2 separate regions of the Homo sapiens genome follow, and region 1 is linked to region 2. The links are chromatin contacts, found by Hi-C in ENCODE. All regions are on one chromosome and are shown on one strand. Each heading gives the region's core, a stretch centred on a gene start or an enhancer-like site at or near the end of the contact. The rest is flanking DNA. Distances are from core to core; before and after follow the strand shown. Region 1 holds the start of ATG10 (autophagy related 10). Region 2 holds the start of ARSB (arylsulfatase B).

What was found. A loop is a pair of places that touch in the nucleus more often than their neighbours do. Pooled maps may share reads with other maps.
Region 1: a map of CD8-positive, alpha-beta T cell shows a loop between it and region 2 (21-fold over the local background). The contact joins the promoter of ATG10 here to the promoter of ARSB in region 2. A Hi-C loop is called at or near these places in 2 of 168 maps with a recorded cell type or tissue (CD8-positive, alpha-beta T cell and naive thymus-derived CD4-positive, alpha-beta T cell) and 9 of 50 pooled maps.

Annotation. Positions count from the first base shown.
Region 1 is chr5:81,970,646-81,973,576 of GRCh38, forward strand. ATG10 (autophagy related 10) reads left to right here and starts at 1,378. Exons shown (of 8, transcript NM_031482.5): 1 at 1,378-1,661. RefSeq lists enhancers at 911-1,468, 1,469-2,024 and silencers at 1,039-1,368, 1,539-1,778.
Region 2 is chr5:78,983,852-78,986,636 of GRCh38, forward strand. ARSB (arylsulfatase B) reads right to left here and starts at 1,459. Exons shown (of 8, transcript NM_000046.5): 1 at 1,086-1,459. The coding sequence starts at 1,397. RefSeq lists a silencer at 782-1,641.

The sequences.
Region 1 (2,931 bases), core at 128-2,627, 3.0 Mb after region 2:
ATGGAGTACAATGTAAAGCAATGCATTCTTTTTTTAAAAATTTATTGTTATTTTGAAAAATTTTTGTAGAGATGAGGTCTCACTGCCTTGCCCATAGCTGGTCTTGAACTCCTGGGCTAAAGCGATCCTCCTACCTCGGGCTCCCAAAGTGCTGGGATTACAGGCGTGAGCCACTGCGCCCAGCCGCATTCTTGTTTTCATCTGTGAAATACGTTTTTAAGGTAAATACTTAAAGTTGATGGAGACACCTGGTCTACTTAAGCTCTCATTCAGAACACACTGCCTTGTGCTTTTAAAAAAATTAAATGGATAATCTAAATTGGCAGCTACCAATTAATTTATATCCATAGTTGCTAAAAAATGTTAGTGTAAGTTCATTTTTATTAGTCGCATCATTTTGAGTTTTAAACTATTTCACATGCAGTAAAATTTATACCTCTTATGGGTTTTGTCAAACAGTGGTTTAGTCACCAACACAATCACGGTATAGAAGCTCTCAAGCTCCTTTTCAGTCACCCCCTTCCTCCAGCCCTTTGCCCTGGTCGCCACTGATCAGTATTCTCTCCTTTTAAAAACACTTATTATTTGGAAATAATTATAGACACAGGAAATTGCAAAAATACTACAGCACCTAGAGTCCCGTGTACCTATCACCTAGTTTCCTCCAATGGTGACATCTTACACAACTGTAGTACAAGATCAAAAAACTATGTCATGTAGTTTGAAGGCAGGTTTTCCTTTCACTTCTTCGCCTGCATTTTCTCCTTTCATTTCCAACAAATTTAACTCTGTTGTTAGAAGGAGCAGATGCTAGTTTTCTTTCAGATGTCTGCTATTTCAGTTCGATTACCCCTGTTACTCCTACATTTTTTCTAGTCTTTATCCCCATCGTTTCGCCCCAATTTAATTTTGCTGCTAGTTTTTTTTTTTTCTCCTCTGGGATATGTGCCACAGATGGTACTATTGTCAATATTCGAATTCCTAACTTCTCCCTCCATCCGTAAGTTTTCAAGGGGTAGCCGTGCTTGTGCTTAATTGTGGTGTTTACAGGACTTTTTGTAGCGTAAGCATGCTGGCATGGTTCCCCAACCTCTTAGGGGGATGCTAGTAACCCGCTCCCCCGTCAACGAGCCGCCTTTGTGCTCCGCGGAGGGCACCGCCTGCGTTGGGTTGGAGGTGGGGGTTGGCGGGGGAGAGCTGCCCGCCAGGCGAGGGGCGGGGCCTTGGCGGGGGTGGTCGCGGGCGGCGGGGAGGTCTCGCTTCCCTCCTCTCCACCCGCTCCCAGTCCCGGCCTGGGTCTCAGCCCCGCCCTGCCCAGAGCGCGCGGCCGATCACGTCACCGGCCTGCGCTAGGCGGCCCCCACGGCGCGGGAAGGCGCAGTGCGCACGCTCCGACTCGGCCGTGGCGGACCTGACTGAAGGAGGCCGCGGACCTGACTGAAGGAGGCCACGGCCACTTCTGGTTGGCCTCGGGGCGCGCTGGCTCGGCTCTTCCTCCGCCCTCGAGGCCCCCGCAGTCCCATCATTCAGTTCCGTAGGGTCACCGGCGCGGCAGTGGCCTCGCAGGGCGCTGGGTCCCTCTCCCCAGCTCTCCTCCCCCTGGCCCCGTCGCCCCGCCCTCGCCGGGCTGGGCTGCGGGGTCAGGGGCCGAGCGGAGAGGGGTGAGTATTCCCCACAGCCCTTGCCGGTTGTCTCCTCCCGGCTCTGCTTCCCACACGGTCCTTGCCCCACTCCTAGGACAGGGAGGAAGGGCACGCGCGGGTAGGCGGGAAACAGCCCAGTCCTGAACAAAAGGCCGGGGAAGCGGGTCCCCGCCGGTAACTGCAGGCCTGTGCTGGCCGCCGCGAGCGGGGAAGGGCGAGGACACTCCCTCCTCGGGGACCCGGTCCCCGTCGCGCACACGGTGTCACCAGCACACCTGGCCCAGTACCCAAAGCACCCTCGAAGTGGGTAGTAACTACTTTGTGTTTAAAATCCACATACTGATAGCAAATCTTTGGTTGAAACAGTATTAAATTACTGGGGCTTCCAGTGGCTGAGTCCAACTTAATTTGAAGTTTCAGATTAAGTATCAGGAGGAATAACTTGATATTTAGAGCCAACAGGTCTTTCTTTTTTTTTTAAACCTCCCAAAAAACCTATAAAATCAAGAATTGGCGGGGAGGACCGGAGAATGATAAAGGAATAGTTGACTGATTTATAGAAACTTTTAGTGGCGGTAAAAATTACAAAAGTATTGGAAATAAGGCAAAAGGACAGCATGTTTTTTTCAGAGTCAAAATGGAGCCTAACAGGCCCACCTGAAGATGATTTAGATGTCTAGGGGACTATATTTTGTTTGGCATGATGATATTGATTAGGGCCTAGGCTTTGTAGTTAACATCTTTTTCATTAATGGAGATGCAAATTATTTCTGAGTGGGAGAGAAAAAAATACAGTACTCCTAAAGGTTGTAGTTTTAGTGCCTTGTAGGATATTAGCCATTTTTCTTTTCTTTTTTTTGAGACAGAGTCTTGCTCTGTCGCCCAGGCTGGAGTGCAGTGGCACGATCTCGGCTCACTGCAACCTCTGCCTCTCGGGTTAAAGCAATTCTCCTGCCTCAGCCTCCCGAGTTGCTGGGACTACAGGTGCCCGCCACCACGCTCAGCTAATTTTTGTAAGTTTAGTAGAGACGGGGTTTCACCATATTGGCCAGGCTGGTCCGGAACTCCTGATTTTGTGATCCGCCTGCCTCGGCCTCCCAAAGTACTGGGATCACAGGCGTCAGCCACCGCGCCCGGCCAATATTAACCATTTTTCTGTCTAACCTATCAAACTTACCATCCTTTCTTCAGTGTTTATGCTCAGTTCCTGAAATGCTTTTGAGCACACTAAGCCATTCAGCTTGTTCCATTGTGAGTTTAATAAATCTTTGTCACAGGTTCATTTTGA
Region 2 (2,785 bases), core at 209-2,708:
AACATTCAAATATATATCCCCTGTCAGTAGCACAGTAAGCTCAAAATATTTTTGTTGAGTAAACAGCATATGTACTCTGTGAAGGCATGCAGGTGGTATCCAACAGTTCCCATTTACTGTATTTAATATGGTCATAATAACTTCAGGGTCTTAGAAATATGACAATCGTATTCAGATTGAGGGGAAAAAAGGCCAATTTCATAAGCCCGGGACGACCAGTGGATGCAGGAAAAGCACAACGGACACTGCCTTGACCACTTTCTAGCTGTGCGATTCTTATGCCAACGAGCCTTTACAGGCTTCCTGCCTCGTCTGTAAAACGGGGTAAAAACAACTACCTCATGCACTGTTTCAATAATTCACTTTAAAAACAACAAAGTGCTATGCAAATGTTCTTGATATTCTTAGCCATCTAACATCTATGCACGCTCTACATTTATATTTCCTTCGTTAACTGTGGAGCCGTTCCTAAAGGGAAGCTTTTAAAGCGATAATGAAGATGCTCAGAAGAGTTCAATACAAGGTTACATGTGAAAGGAATGTCAGCAGCCTAAGAAAAATCAACCTAGCATCAGGTTTCATTCCAGGGGTGTTGAGAACCTGGAAAAAAATAATCTTTGGTGGGACACTCCTAACCTATCACCGCTGGGTTCCCACGGGCCAGGGTCGCACCCACGGCGAGCACCCCTTCATTTTACCTCTCCCCTCGTCTTTGCTCCCAGCCCACGCCCTCCCCAGCCTCCCACCTCAGGACCGCTCCGCCTGCCGGCCGCGGCGCCCAGCACCCGGCATTCCCATAAACCCCTTCGCCCGGAGCTTCAGAAAACGAAAGACAAAGCCACCCGCCCAACCCGGCGGCCGGGGCGCGGGTCCGCGGGGCGCCAGAGCCGGGCATGCGCAGAGGCCGCGGCGGGCTGCCGGCCTGGAAGAGCGAGGTTGGGGCGAGAAGCCGCCGGGACCCATAACTGGGTCGGCGGTCCGAGCCCCGCCTGCCAGCGCCCGCGGCCTCAAGGGCCGGGTAGGAGCGGCAGGGCGCCGGCGAAAGGCGGGGCGGGGGCGGCGCGGGCGGCGGGGGCGCCGCGTACCTGGTAGCGGCCAGTGAGCAGCTGGCTCCGCGACGGCGTGCACAGCGGCTGCGTGTAGTAGTTGTCCAGGAGCACCCCGCCGGCCGCCAGCGCGTCCAGGTGCGGCGTGCGGATGCGGGAGCCGTGGAAGCCGACGTCGTTCCAGCCTAGGTCGTCTGCCAGCAAGAAGACCAGGTGGGGCGGCCGGCTGGCCCCGGCGCCCGAGCCCGGCGGCGCCAACAACAGCAGCAGCAGCAGCGGGAGGACGACGGGGAGGAGCAGCCGCCGAGGTCCGGGGCCTCGGGGCAAGCTCGCCGCGCCGCGCGGACCCATCCTTGTCCGCCCGCGGTCCCAGCGCCTGTGGCGCCACCAGCCCCTTGTACCGCTGATAGAATGAGGAACTGGGCTGCCGGGGCCTGCTCCGCCCCGGCGCGGGACGGCACCCCCAGCGGGCCGTGGGCTTGCGAGGCCGGGCGCTCGGCCCCCGCCGCCTCCGACCCGGGCCCCCGGCTGCTGTGGCGGAGGAGGAGCCAGAGACGAACCCGCGGGCGCCCGCTGCCCGGCTTCTTGGAAACTCAGCTGACGCTTGGAGGGCACCAAGGCCCGTTATCTTCCCCGGCAATTAAATTTGCACTGTGGTTTCCTAAAAAAAAAAGATGTGTTCTTTAATAACGCTTCACAATTTACAAAGCATCTTCACAGCCCGCGTCTCCTGTAAAGCCTGCAACAACTCTGACAGTTAGACATTATAATTAGTGCCAATTTTTCATAAGAAAAAAGCTTATAAATGGTTAAACCTCTGACTCAGATCCTGAACCATGATGTCTAGCTAGCAAGTCATTTCTAGCACAAGAGCCCAGCCTGTGGCAGGTGGGAGGACGGTGAAAAGGCAGAGGTCTAAATAGCCTTTCACATTCATTTATGCGTAGTGTACACCCATGAAGCCGCTTCCTCCCCACTAGCAAACAGGAGGCCAAACACACAGTCTGATTGCACGGTGCCCTTTGGAAGGTGCGGTTACTTTCAAGTTGCCCTGGGAGGATTTGGAGTGTTGCGTGGTCATTGAATAAATAGCTCATTCGCTTGTCCGGATATGACCCCACTCAGAGCTGGCTCCCCCACTAAGCAGTGACACTAAGAAGCACACAGTATCTAGTTAGCCTGAAATATCTGAGTGGAAGGAAAAAATCCTTTAGTCACGTGCTTATTGAATTAGGAAGTTAGCCGTATGACCAGTAGATTCCCGTTGCCATCCAGACTTTCTGTCTACTCTGTCTGGAGATATTATAGTTGTTAACAGGTGTAGGGGAAAATTTTTGCATTGCCTAGAGACCATACCCTTCCAGGTTGAGTCTGATTCCGTGGAAGTTGTTTACAACTTTATAAGTTATAGATAAATAACAATGGAAAATAATTCTTATTTATATATACACAAATGAACTTTATCCAGCGGAGTAGCAATCCTTCCCCTCCACCACTACCAAGGAAAACAGTTTCACCTCCGCTTGCATATTTATTTTAGTATTCCTGATCTGTTCTTTGGATTGTCCTTTGAATTGGTTTTAACACCTTACCAATTTCCTTATTAATGAGTTAAATAAAATCATGTATTCACTTTTATATTTGTATGAGGGTCATGATTTTACCTTTTTTTCCCCAAGAATCCTTTAACACATGAAATGTTTGCCTCTTACATACACTTTTTTTCTTTGCATGAAGTA